2 separate regions of the Homo sapiens genome follow, and region 1 is linked to region 2. Evidence: chromatin contacts called from ENCODE Hi-C or POLR2A ChIA-PET data. All regions are on one chromosome and are shown on one strand. The core of a region is the stretch at or near the end of the contact, and the rest is flanking DNA. Distances in the headings are between cores, read along the strand shown. Region 1 has its middle 19 kb from the start of ASCC2. Region 2 overlaps MTMR3 (myotubularin related protein 3).

What was found. A loop is a pair of places that touch in the nucleus more often than their neighbours do. ChIA-PET counts read pairs that join two places held with the same protein, here RNA polymerase II (POLR2A). Pooled maps may share reads with other maps.
Region 1: a loop to region 2 is called in a map of gastrocnemius medialis, with 4 times the contacts of the local background. The contact joins two enhancer-like sites. A Hi-C loop is called at or near these places in 9 of 168 maps with a recorded cell type or tissue (IMR-90, PC-3, gastrocnemius medialis and 4 more) and 11 of 50 pooled maps. POLR2A ChIA-PET finds 5 or more read pairs at or near these places in 1 of 52 experiments (Caco-2).

The regions. Positions count from the first base shown.
Region 1 is chr22:29,854,119-29,861,202 of GRCh38, forward strand. No RefSeq gene overlaps it. Among named protein-coding and RNA genes, the nearest start is that of ASCC2, 19 kb to the left of the region's middle. Within about 2 kb of position 1,798, at least 8 of the 41 ENCODE cell types and tissues checked have a DNase peak (open chromatin) inside an H3K27ac peak, as active enhancers do.
Region 2 is chr22:29,992,097-29,998,593 of GRCh38, forward strand. The region is part of intron 7 of MTMR3 (myotubularin related protein 3); the gene reads left to right. Among named protein-coding and RNA genes, the nearest start is that of MIR6818, 12 kb to the right of the region's middle. Within about 2 kb of position 2,951, at least 6 of the 41 ENCODE cell types and tissues checked have a DNase peak (open chromatin) inside an H3K27ac peak, as active enhancers do.

The sequences.
Region 1 (7,084 bases), core at 548-3,047, 140 kb before region 2:
GGAACGATTGATTCACATAACTGGAGATCCAGAAGTAAGTCGAGCTTCGAGTTTGGCTGATGCAACAACTCACCTGTGTCCTCAGGCACTGGTTTTGTCTTTGTGCTCTGCCATATATAGTGAGGTGTTCTACTGAGACTGGTTCACCTTGGGGTCTTAAGATGCCCTCCAGCAGCAGCTGGCACCATGGGTTTCCTTCTTCCCATGAGCACAGAAAGAACACACGTGTTCCAGCATTCCAAGGCAGTCTTGAGAGTCAGGCTGGCTGGGCCACTTTGGTCACATGCTCACTCCAAAATTAGTGTCTTCATTCAGTGGAATGGATGTACTTAAACTGGTTAGTTTAAGCCTCTCAGGTCCTACCCATGGGATGGAATCGCATTCCCAAAATACATGGCTGTGTGAGTACTGAAATGAAGATCTAAGCACCTATGATCTAGGGACTGGTCCTGAACTCATCATTGTAGCTGGCAGGGAGGAACAGGCTGTGTTGATCGGCTGGACCTGGGACTTGAGCAACCCTTGGAGTTGGTGTCTTGGGAACGAGGAGAGGTTAGCCTCACCCAATCACAGGAACTGGAAGTGAGAGAGTGGTTTCCCAATCCCAAAATAGAGATGCTGTTCCCAGAAATGGAGGGAGGGATGCTGAACACATGTCTTAGTCCATTTTGTGTTGCTATAACAGAATACTGAGACTGATTTTGTTTGTTTGTTTTTTGTATTGTTTTCTGAGGTAGACTCTCGCTCTGTCACCAGGCTAGAGTGCAGTGGCGCAGTCGCAGCTCACTGCAACCTCTGCCTCCCAGGTTCAAGTGATTCTTCTGCCTCAGCCTCCCAAGTAGCTGGGACTACAAGTGCGCACCACAGCGCCCAGCTAATTTTTGTATTTTTAGTAGAGACAAGGTTTCACCATGTTGGCCAGGATGGTCTCGATCTCTTGACCTCATGATCTGCCCGCCTCGGTCTCCCAAAGTGCTGGGATTACAGGCGTGATCCACTGCACCAAGACAATTTTTTTTCTTTTTTTTTTTTTAAGACTGAGTTGCTCTGTTGCCCAGGCTGGAGTGGAGTCATGTGATCTTGGCTCACTGCAATCTCCGCCTCCCGGGTTCAAGTGATTCTCCTGCCTCAGCCTCCTGAGTAGCCGGGACTATAGGCATGTGCCACCACACTCGGCTAATTTTTGTATTTTTAGTAGAGACAGGGTTTCGCCATGTTGGCCAGGCTGGTCTTGAACTCCTGACCTCAGGTGATCTGCCTGCCTCAGCCTCCCAAAGTGCTGGGATTATAGGCGTGAGCCATCCTGCCCGGACTCAGACTCTACTTTTAGGGGAATCTAGGATAAGTCAAAGATTTTACCTGGTCTGAGATTTAGATTTGTCTATACACTTTTTAGACATGTGAGAAATAAGTATGTTTTGTGTTTTTAAATTGGCCTCCTGCCTGCTGATCAGGGGCTGTGCTCAGAGGATGCTGCACTAAGGGACTGAAAGTCAAGCTTCTGAATTTCCAGCGAGGTCCAGACCTTTCCTGGCAGGAGGCAGCAGCCCGCCAGCTGCTGTGCCTGGGGTGGGCAGGAGGGTGGCAGAAGCGTCCCAACATGAACCGTTGCCCAGAGAAGCTGTCAGGGGCTGACTGCAGGACTTGAGAACTTTATCAACATGTCACCAGCCAAAGAGAGAAGGCGGCTATGCCTCTAGCTGAGCTCCTGTGGTTCTGACCAATGTATCAGGCTACTACTGGTGTGTTCTCAACGCCACTCGGTCATCGAGTGTTTCATTGGGGTGGCTTGCCAGTGACAAGGCACAAAGCAGCTTTTGCAGAGATAGTAAGAGGAAGCTGGAGAATGGGCTGTCTCCTTGTCTCTAGTGGCCTTGCTGTTTCCCTACTGACTATAGACAGACATGTCATAATACGTCTCTGCTCCCCTGGGCTCTGTGCCCTCTGCCAATGCCCACTGATAATCCCTGACGCTGTTTGGATGAGTGCCTCATTTTCTCATCCCTCTGGCCCCTGCCCAGCCACCTACTGTGTCCTCCTCCTAATAGGGCCCTTGGCCACTTCCCCGGGCTGAAAGCTTGCTCCTTGTGGATTGCCAATGAGACCCGCAGGCCCAATACTTTTTGCCTTTGACAATCCTTTAGCTCCGTAACAGAAAATCAGCAGTGCCAGCAGGGCATGAAAACAGCCCAGTTTATACATATTTGTCAATATCTCAGTTTATGGTTAGGCATATCTGGGCAATTTGGAACAAAATAGAATGGTTACTGACGAGCCCCAGATTGATATTTTGTAATGGTTCTCCATGGCAGTTCAAGGAACTGTGTGGGGCATTTAAACCTCTTCAACTGTATCTTATCTTGTCCCATAAACACCCACCGTTGAGTCAACTGTGACTCCATGACCATCTCACCCCTCTAGCTCCCATGCCTGTATCCCAGCTGGTCCCACTGCAGGAGATGTTCTTCCTACTCCTGTTCCCCTTGTACCTGGTATACTTAGAATCATCTTTCAGGTCTCAGCTGAGTGCCATGTCCTCTAGGAAGCCCTTCTGACTTTCTCAAACTGAGTAAGGTTCCTCCTGTAAGTTCCCAAGTTGCCTAAAATAAACCTTAGCACATTGCCTTGTACTCGTCTATTGATGTGTTTGTCCCTCGCAGCAGGTGATAAATTCCTAGACATTCAAGTACTATGTCTAGTTCACCAATCATGTCCTCAGGGCCAAGGCTTGTGTCTGGCACAGAGAAGGTGCTCAGTATTTGTTGAATAAATATTAGCTGGCTTCAAAGTGTCTAATAATTTGAATTGAGGGTACATTGGGAGTTAATGAAATCTCAGGTTTTATATTATATATAAAAGTGAAAGCCACGTCTATAATTCCAGCTGCTTGGTAGACCAAGATGGGAGGACATCTTGAGGCCAGGAGTTTGAGGCTGCAGTGTACTATGATCACACCTGTGAACAGCAATTGCACTCCAGCCTGGGCAACATAGTGAGACCCCATCTCTAAAAAAATAAAAAATGGAAAAATAATTAGTTCATGTGTTACGGTATGTTAATATGGTATGTTAATATTATTATGTTAATACATCAAATATATACTTACATACACAAATATTTTAGACTCACATAACCACAAATTTAAAAAGACTGTATTATTAAAAATGGAAAGAAAATAAATATGCAACAATCTAACAATATAAGCATTGTTTATTTTCCTCCAGCCATATATTTTCCCAAGTGGCAGCATATGTTCTTTCTACCCTCTTACTTTTTTTTTTTGAGACAGTCTCGCTCTGTTGCCCAAGCTGGAGTGCAGTGGCGCGATCTCAGCTCACTGCAACCTCCGCCTCCTGGGTTCAAGTGATTCTCCTGCCTCAGCCTCCCGAGTAGCTGGGACTACAGGCGCACGCCACCACGCCCAGCTAATATTTTTATTTTTATTTTTATTTTTATTTTTATTTTTTTTCCCCAAGGCAGAAGAATTTTTCTTAGTACAGAACAAAATGAAAAGTCTCCCATGTCTACTTCTTTCTACACAGACACGGCAACCATCCGATTTCTCAATCTTTTCCCCACCTTTCCCCCCTTTCTATTCCACAAAACCGCCATTGTCATCATGGCCCGTTCTCAATGAGCTGTTGGGTACACCTCCCAGACGGGGTGGTGGCCGGGCAGAGGGGCTCCTCACTTCCCAGTAGGGGCGGCCGGGCAGAGGCGCCCCTCATCTCCCGGACAGGGCGGCTGGCCGGGCGGGGGGCTGACTCCCCCACCTCCCTCCCGGACGGGGCGGCTGGCCGGGCGGGGGGCTGACTTCCCCACCTCCCTCCCGGACGGGGCGGCTGGCCGGGCGGGGGGCTGACTCCCCCACCTCCCTCCCGGACGGGGTGGCTGGCCGGGCAGAGGGGCTCCTCACTTCCCAGTAGGGGCGGCCGGGCAGAGGCGCCCCTCACCTCCCGGAAGGGGTGGCTGGCCGGGTCGGGGGCTGACCCCCCACCTCCCTCCCGGACGGGGCGGCTGGCCTGGCGGGGGCTGACCCCCACCTCCCTTCCGGATGGGGTGGCTGCCGGGCGGAGACGCTCCTCACTTCCCAGACGGGATGGCAGCCGGGCGGAGGGGCTCCTCACTTCTCAGATGGGGCGGTTGCCAGGCGGAGGGTCTCCTCACTTCTCAGACGGGGCGGCCGGGCAGAGACGCTCCTCACCTCCCAGACGGGGCGGTGGGGCAGAGGCGCTCCCCACATCTCAGACGATGGGCGGCCGGGCAGAGACGCTCCTCACTTCCTAGATGGGATGGTGGCCGGGAAGAGGCGCTCCTCACTTCCTAGGTGGGATGGCGGCCGGGCAGAGACGCTCCTCACTTTCCAGACTGGGCAGCCAGGCAGAGGGGCTCCTCACATCCCAGACGATGGGCGGCCAGGCAGAGACGCTCCTCACTTCCCAGACGGGGTAGCGGCCGGGCAGAGGCTGCAATCTCGGCACTTTGGGGAGCCAAGGCAGGCGGCTGGGAGGTGGAGGTTGTAGCCAAGATCACGCCACTGCACTCCAGCCTGGGCACCATTGAGCACTGAGTGAACGAGACTCCGTCTGCAATCCCGGCACCTCGGGAGGCCGAGGCTGGCGGATCACTCGCGGTTAGGAGCTGGAGACCAGCCCGGCCAACACAGCGAAACCCCCTCTCCACCAAAAAAATACGAAAACCCGTCAGGCGTGGCGGCGCGCGCCTGCAATTGCAGGCACTCGGCAGGCTGAGGCAGGAGAATCAGGCAGGGAGGTTGCAGTGAGCCGAGATGGCAGCAGCACAGTCCAGCTTCGGCTCGGCATGAGAGGGAGACCGTGGAAAGAGAGGGAGAGGGAGAGGGAGAGGGAGAGGGAGACCATGGAAAGAGAGGGAGAGGGAGGGAGAGGGAGAGGGAGAGGGAGAAGGCTCGGCATGAGAGGGAGACCGTGGAAAGAGAGGGAGAGGGAGAGGGAGACCGTGGAAAGAGAGGGAGAGGGAGGGAGAGGGAGAGGGAGAGGGAGAGGGAGAGTTTTTTTTATTTTTAGTAGAGACGGGGTTTCACCATGTTGGCTAGGATGGTCTCAATCTCTTGACCTCGTGATCCGCCCACCTCAGCTTCCCAAAGTGTTGGGATTACAGGCATGAGCCAACGTGCCCGGCCTAAAAAATATTTTAATTAGCTAGACAAAGTGGCACATGCCTGTAGTCCCAGCTACCCAGGAGGCTGAGGCAGGAGGATCACCTGAACCCAGAAGTTTGAGGTTGCAATGAGCTATGATTGAGTCATTGCACTCCAGCCTGGGCGATAGAGCGATAAAAAGATATATATGCATATATATACATATACACACACACACAGACACAGATATATATATATATCAAAAATAAAAGAGAATATACTGTACGGTTCCATTTATATAAAGTTCAAAATAAGACAAACTAATCTACAGCAATAAAAGAATAGTGGGCCAGGCGAGGTGGCTCATGCCTATAATCCCAGCACTTTGGGAGGCCGAGGCAGGCAGATAGCTTGAGTCTGAGAGTTCGAGGCCAGCCTAGGCGACATGATGAGACCCCCCCATCTCTATAAAAAGTACAAAAAAATTAGCTGGGCATGGTGGCACATGCCTGTAGTCCCAGCTACTTGGGAGGCTGAGGTGGGAGGTTCACTTAAACCCAGGAGGTCAAGGCTGCAGTGAGCTGTGATCACACCACTGCACTTCAGTCTGGGTGACAGAGTGAGACCCTGTCTCAAAAAAAAAAAAGTGGTTATGTGGGAAGGCAGTTATTGATTATAGGGAACACGAGGGAGTTGGTAACATTGGGGGCTGATAACATTCTATATCTTGATAGAGATGTTGGTTACATGAGTGTTTACATATATAAAACTATGTCAGGCTGTACACTTAAGATTTGTGTACTTTATGTGTAAAATAAAATTGTAAACATATATTATGCTTCCTAAACTAGTGTAATCTGAGTAAGTCTGTAGTCTTGTTAATTGCCAATTAATTTCCTGACTTTGGTAATGCACTATAGTTACGTAAGATGTTACCATTGGGGGAAGTTGGATGATAGGTACACAGAACTTCTCTGTACTATTTTGCAACTTCTCGTGAGTCTACAGTTTTTTCAAAATATGAAGTTAAAAAAATCTTATCCTTCCTATTCTTCATTTAAAAATCAGACAGTTTAAACATGCTATTCTTTCCATCATAAAATCCTTCTTGCCTTCAACCAAATTTATGGATCTAATTCATTTATTTTCTTTTCTAAGTGATTTCAGGCTCACCTTTCCCTCCCTCCCTTCCTCCCTCTTTTCCTTCCTTCCTTCCTTCCTCCCTCCCTCCCTCCCTTCCTCCCATCCAGCCTTTCCTTCTTTCATCCATTCATTCTATTTGCCTGTCATCCATCCATCTATTATTAAATCCTTCCTTCTTTCCCCTCCCTTTCTTCCTTCCTTCTTTCCTTTTCTCCCTCCTTCCTTTCCTTCAGTATCATTGAATCTGGTCTGTTTCTCCTTTCTGCCCCCTCTAGATCACCCCACCTCAGTGAATACCTGCTCTGAGAGGGCATCTCCACTTTTCTACCCATAGACTCTTACTGCCCCATGCCTTGGTGAATCTAAGAGCTAGGAAGCCTAGAAGTCTTAATTCCACTATCCTGCCTGCTCTAAACCCTGCTGACCTATGGGCAGGCCTCTAATTTCATTTCCTTTCCTTCCTTCCTTCCTTCTTTTTTTTTTGAGACAGAGTCTCACTCTGTCCCCCAGGCTGGAGTGCGGTGGCACGATCTCTGCTCACTGCAGCCTCCGCCTCCCAGGTTCTAGCGATTCTCCTGCCTCAGCCTCCTGGGTAGCTGGGATTACAGGCGCCTACCACTATGCCCAGCTAATTTTTGTATTTTTAGTAGAGACGGAGTTTCACCATGTTAGCCAGGCTGGTCTTTAACTCCTGACCTCAGGTGATCCACCCACCTCAGCTTCCCAAAGTGCTGGGATTACAGATGTGAGCCACTGCGCCTGGCATAATTTCTAAGTCTGGGTTTACCTGTTTGGAAAATGGGTTGAATAATAGATGCCTCC
Region 2 (6,497 bases), core at 1,701-4,200:
TGAGACGGAGTTTCGCTCTTGTTGCCCAGGCTGGAGTGCAATGGCTCAATCTCGGACCACTGCAACCTCCGCCTCTTGGGTTCAAGCAATTCCCCTGCCTCAGCCTCCTGTGTAGCTGGGATTACAGGCATGCGCCACCATGCCCGGCTAATTTTTTATTTTTAGTAGAGACGGGGTTTCTCCATGTTGGTCAGGCTGGTCTCAGGTGATACGCCCGCCTTGGCCACCCGGAGTGCTTGGATTTATAGGCGTGAGCCACAGCTCCTGGCCTAGATTATAGGTTTTAACATGTGACCCCCTCCCCCCCAAAAAAACCAAAAAGAGATGCTGAGCCTGTTCTGGAACCCAGGCTTCCTGACTCCTCTATAGTCTTTGTCCCCCTCACTGTCATTCTCCGTCAGAAATGGCTTTGACCATGTTATTTCTCTGCATGTAGTTTCTTGTAAACTTTATGTGGTCATAAAACTTTGCTGGTCCAACACTGACTTTTAGTGTGTCAGGTTTCAAAGTGAAGTCTTAAATTTCTGTGCAGTGAAAAGTTGTAAGCCTCCTTCAAGTAAAGTTTACTCTTGGGACTTTTTTCTAGAAACCTGAAATTTTAATCCTGAATCTTCAATCTTATAAGTCTGCCCTGGGTCATTTTAAACATTTGAGGCTAATCTTGCTATGCTTTTGTTACTTTGTTCTCTGGCCCCATGACTAATTGAAGCTTTTGGTTCACATTCTTGTTCTATTAAAATGCTTGTAGCATTAGCATTATCTTATGTTTAACAATGCTTTGATAAATACTTTTGTTTGATCCTCATGACCTTGTCAAACAGGCAAGATAGGTTGGTGTCTGTTTTGGGAGCCAAAGAAATGGAGGCTCAGAGGTAAAAAGCCTGTTGTCAAGTCCCAGTGCTAGTCACTGACGACAGAACTAGGACTTAAAACCAGTTCTCAGTTATTCAGACCTGACCATGGTGGATGCTGTGGATACAGAGTTTGAAAAACAAAAGCACCTGCCCTCTTGGAGCCTCAGGGAAAGCCTCAGAATCCCAGCTTCTCACAGGCGTGTCCAGGCTAGCAGAATCCTGTCACCTACGAGAGACCACACCAACCTTGGAAGTTTATGAGAATGTGCTTAAACTGTCTCTCACTTCACTCCGATTGTTACATCTATTTTTTTTCTTTATTGAAATGCCATCACATTTTAAATACATTTTTTCATTTTTTATGGCTCTTTTCAAATTTGGGGGTTTTTCTTAAAGAGAAAGTTTACAAACAGTGATGTGTACAAATCTTACATGTACAGTTTCTGAGTTTTTAACCATTGCATCTTCTTTATTAAATTTTTAGTTTCTACCATCTCCTAGGATAATGAACTTAATGAGTGCATCCTACTGCATTATGTTATATAAGAACTTTAATTTGTTTAAGACCCCTGACTCCAAGACCCCTGACTCCAAGAGGTATTCCCTAATTTTGGGTTGCCAGCATTTACTCAGCAAGATTTGCTTTCTCCTATCCTGTTCTCTCACAACCACAGACTGAAAAGTCCTTATCTTTTTAGGAGAGCTTTTTTAGTCCCTTGATAATTTGAGTTTCTTTTAGATTTCAGCAAACTCTTAGGATATTCCTGAGAGGTACCTCAGTCTAGTCTTTTAATTATGGGTGGCTCTGCCCTGAGGTGGGATGACTTTGGTCCCCAGACCCTTCCCCTTCCTGATGATATCTGGTATTCTTTGGCCATCAGGACATAAAGATATCTACAGTGTTCTCTGTCTTTTCGTAGGTTTGTGATGCAAGGGCATGTGAGGGGTAAAGTACTGACTTAGGAATTAGGAAACCTGAATTTAAATGCGTATTCTACGATTTAGTTGAAAAAAAGAACACTGGGCAAAGAATTTATGCTCTCTGTGCTTTAGTTTCCTTTGTGCTTTAAAGTGGGACATTCATGCTCTTCCTGCCCAGGCTGATCCAGGTATCCTGAAGATCAAATCTGTTAATGCTGCAGAGTTCAATTCAGTAAATGTTTAAGTGCCCCCTATGTGCCATGCTTATGAAAACACTTTGGAAATTATGCAACTACAAGGTAATGCAATCATAACTGTTTGGCTAGAGATTATGAGTAAGGGTTGCATTTTGTTTCTTCCCAGTATACACAGTCCACATTGATGTTAACCTGCCACCACTCAGCATGGAATCTTGTATTTCAGTGACTTGGTTGAATGTATGTGTATGTATGGCTTTTGCCTTTTATGTATATTCGCTGTGGAGTACAAAGGAAAAACTTGGTTTTAATTAAAAACAAACCAAAAAAAAAAAAAAAAAAACACCTCGAGGACATCCAGTCAACCTGTTTCTTTTGTCATTACCTCATGTTGTTGAGCAGTGGCGGTGTATATAGCATTACTCATCAAATATTAGCATACCAGACAACCACATACTTATAAGTCATCTTTAGGATGAGACAACACTTGGGATATTTCAAAGTCATGCCTTTTTATAATCTGCCCCAGTACATGATATCACAAGTGTAGACTCTGAGGGGTGGAAGTTAGTTTAATCTTATAGCAGTTAATAAAGCCTTTTATGGAGTCTTCTCTACCTAGCCTGCTAGAAGTAGAATGTATCAGAGAGGAGAGAAATGAGAAAATTACATAATTGTCTTAGTATTCATATAAATCTTAGTTTCTGGCTGTTGAACCGGTCATAGTTAAGCCGGCTGTACTGTGGTCACAGCTCTAAGGCTTAATCAGCTTTGGAAGAAGTTTCAACATTGCTGTTGGAGTTTACCTGTGAAACCTGCAGAAGCCTTTGCCAAATTCTTGACCCTTCTCTTAGCCCCTCAAACTCTAAAAAAGTGGACTGAAAGCTAAAAGCTTCTCTCCCATGTCCTTAACTTCCTGCTCCTCATTGCAATTGACTTGTTGGTGATGGCTCTGTACTAGAGTGTTAATCTGGAGGCCTGACAGATGACTGGGCAGCTTAGCTGCCAGTTTAGTAGCATCAGGCCTACCTCTCTAACCTCTCTCATGTGAAATGTCCCTTAAGCCCATCTTGTTTATCCACGACTAGCATATGACTCTGGGTCTTAACACTGCTGTGAAGCTGCCTATTTATCTGTCTTCCGGGTTTGAATGCAGTCCAGGAAGTTGCATCTAGAGGATTTACTGTGACCTTTGTACATAGAAAAGCATAATTCCTTTCTCCGTATTTGAAAATCTGCTAAGAGGTAGTTCTTACCTTCTCTGACTCTGGTATTGGTCTGCTTCCTCACCTGCCAGGTAAAGGCCTGTCCCTTCTGTCCCAGGCCTTTTAAGCTGTGTGTAATTGTGGGCTTGACTACTCAGGATCAGCCAGGGAGCTAGACTTTTGGGGGAAAATTTTTTAGATTGCTGATTGACACTGTGTTTGTGATAGAGGGAGTTAGGGAACTTCATTGCTTTTAAAAAGAAAGTTTTCATTTCCACTAAAGTGAAAATTGCTGGACTGTATTATTTTTATTATAAGAAACACTAAATGCTGAAAAGGGACAAAGGCAGATAGGAAGGGTTGAAATGGAAATATAAAGCCAAACAAAAACCTTATAGCCCCAGTATTTAAAGAAAGTTGGGATATCACAATGTATTTAATGTTGAATTGATTGAGACCTGAGAATTCTGAGATGGAGATTTTTAAGGGGAATCCAGCAATAGATCTGTTTGTGTTTATTTTTCTGGCTAAGTAAACGTGAGTGAACATCTCACACAATTTGCAAAAGCTGGTTGAATTCCTGATGTATGTAATGATGTGGTTTTCAAATAGGTTATGATCCAGTAGTGGGTCATGAAATCTAATTTTAAAGAAATGGAATAGAAAATATCAAATTGTGTCACACACATATTAAGAGTGGGTATTGTTTTGTGAAATGCTTTCAAAAAAATAATGTATGTTGTATTAGCTGGGCACAGTGTCTACCTATAGTCCTAGCTATTCAAGAGGCTGAGGTGGGAAGATTGTTTGAGTTTAGGAGTTCAAATCCAGCTTAGGCAACAGAGGGAAAACCCGGTCTCTCAAAAACTGAATAAATTAAAACATGTTTGTTGTATTGTGTTGTAAAACATAATTCTTATTGTGGGTTGTGATGGTCAGTTTCAGAGTTTATGAAGTCACTGCCTTAGAGGATATAAAAATAATTAAAACTCATTCCCATTCCCAAAGAACTCGAAATAACAGATTTTCTATACCTGCTAGTCAGTATATATTTCTGCGTATAGCTCAGAATGTTGTGCTCTGGATGGTGGTTCTAAGTCCTTCTTTGGGGAAATGGTTCTATGAAGTAAATTGCTAGTGATAGTGATTGTTACTGTTATTATTTTGCCAGTGGTTATTTTTAAATCACAAGATCCTTTAAGGGTATCTATGTGTTTTATCCTGAGATAGAGGTGTTAATGTAAAAGATCATTAATGTACAGTTCAAGAAAAGCACAAAAAAAATAAATCATTAATGAAATACTTACAGCTTTTGCAAAGACTTGGAGCTATATCCCAGAGTCGGGGGAAAAAATCTCTTAATGAACTTGGAATTTGCCACAGTTTTGCAGCTTTTAGATTGGGATTATGAATTAAAGACTCCTTGTCTGTTTTTTTTGTTCGTTTTGTTTTGTTTTTTTCCCCTTTTTTTGAGACAGGGTCTCACTCTGTTGCCCAGGCTGGAGTGCAATGGTGTGATGATGGCTCACTGCAGCCTCAACTTCCCTAGGTTCAGGTGATCCTCCCACCTCAGCCTCTCAAGTAGCTGGGACTATAGGCATGGACCACCACAACTTAATTTTTGCATTTTTGTGGAGATGGGGTTGCCCATGGGGTTGACCAGATGTTGCCCAGGCTGGTCTTGAACTCCTGGGCTCAAGCAATCTGCCTGCATCAGCCTCCCAAAGTGCTGGGATTACAGGTGTGAGGCACCGCGTCTGGCCTAGTATTCTTGATGGTCAATATTCCTTGCAATTTGTAGACAGATGGCACCCCAATTCAGATAGTTTTTTCCTGTTTGGAAGCCTGCTACATTGCTTCTAAAACTTTTCCAAAATGGGATGGATTTAGTTTTTATTTCTTCTTGCACCTCATATTCTCTCAACCTCATCTTTTTATAGCTCTCCTTCAGGAAATGTATAATACCTAGCTTGAGCTCAAGAAAAGCAGTTTAAATGGGAAGTAGTTTAACAGAATTGTCTTCCATCCAAGTAATTGCTGTTTCCTATTCTGTAGCTCCTCTCCCAGGGAGAACAAAGCTTTATACTCTGAACACTAAAGTGAAATCTGTTTTGTGCTTTTGTTGTTGTGGTTTCTTCCAGCCCTGCTAGCACTTATTTTACAACCTGTACCACTATATATTAGAGGTTCTGCTTAATATTTTTTAAAATAACATGCTGCCCTAGGACTGTGTATGTTTTCAAGGAAGAAAGTTATTTTAGATTTACTGAATTTATGTTAGCTTCGTTTCTACCTCTGTTTTGCTTTTTTAAGGAAGATAAAGCCAGATTCATTAGGGCAAATATAGCCAGATTATACCAGCTTGGGTGGCTGTTCTTGCAAATAATCAGCACTTAGTAGTATGGTGTTTCCTGAGATTCCTGGCTGGCAGTTATGATTCCATGACCTGTTAACCTGCCATCATCTAAAAGGCTCTGGAAACCAGAATGTTTTTCATACCCTATTTGGTGTCTTGGCTGGACCTGATCTGAGCTGACATGAGGCTATTTGTTGCTTTATTTATCCCACCTGGTATGAATGATCTATACCTTTCACGAAAGAAATATTAATATTTGTTTAAGGAGATCTTGTTAAGCATGTGAGCCTAATATTATATTCGCTGTCTTACCTTAACGAAAGTTTGGAAAACTCTCAAGTTCTAAAATTTGGACCAAAGGGTTTTGGATGAGGAATTATAGTTCTGTATTGCTACTCGTGGTGATCTTGTTATTGATTTTATTTCTTATTAAGTGTACTGTCAGTCTGAGTGTGGAAGTAGGCAAGTAGCCAGTGTAGGACAAGAGCATGGCTTCTGGGGCCAGACAGGCCTGCCATAATAACCTGTTTTAATTTTGTCCTTTGTAAAATGAGCTCAGTGATACTGTTCTCAGAGATGATTGTAAGGGTTAGATGAGATAACATAACTCTTGATCAGAATTAATTTCTTTCCTCTTTATAATCTTAACCTGACAGGGATCTTTCTAAACTAAAACTATATAATATATGTTACTTTATTATTTATACAATTCTTACCTTTAAAAATACACAGGCTGGGCGCAGTGGCTCACGCCTGTAATCCCAGCACTTTGGGAGGCCGAGGCGGGCAGATCACATGAGGCCAGGAGTTCGAGACCAGCCTGGCCCATGTGGTAAAACCCCATCTCTACTGAAAGTGCAAAAATTAGCCAGTCATGGTGGCATGCACCTGTAATCCCAGCTATTTGGGTGGCTGAGGCACAAGAATCACTTGAACCTGGGAGGCGGAAGTTTCAGTGAGCTGA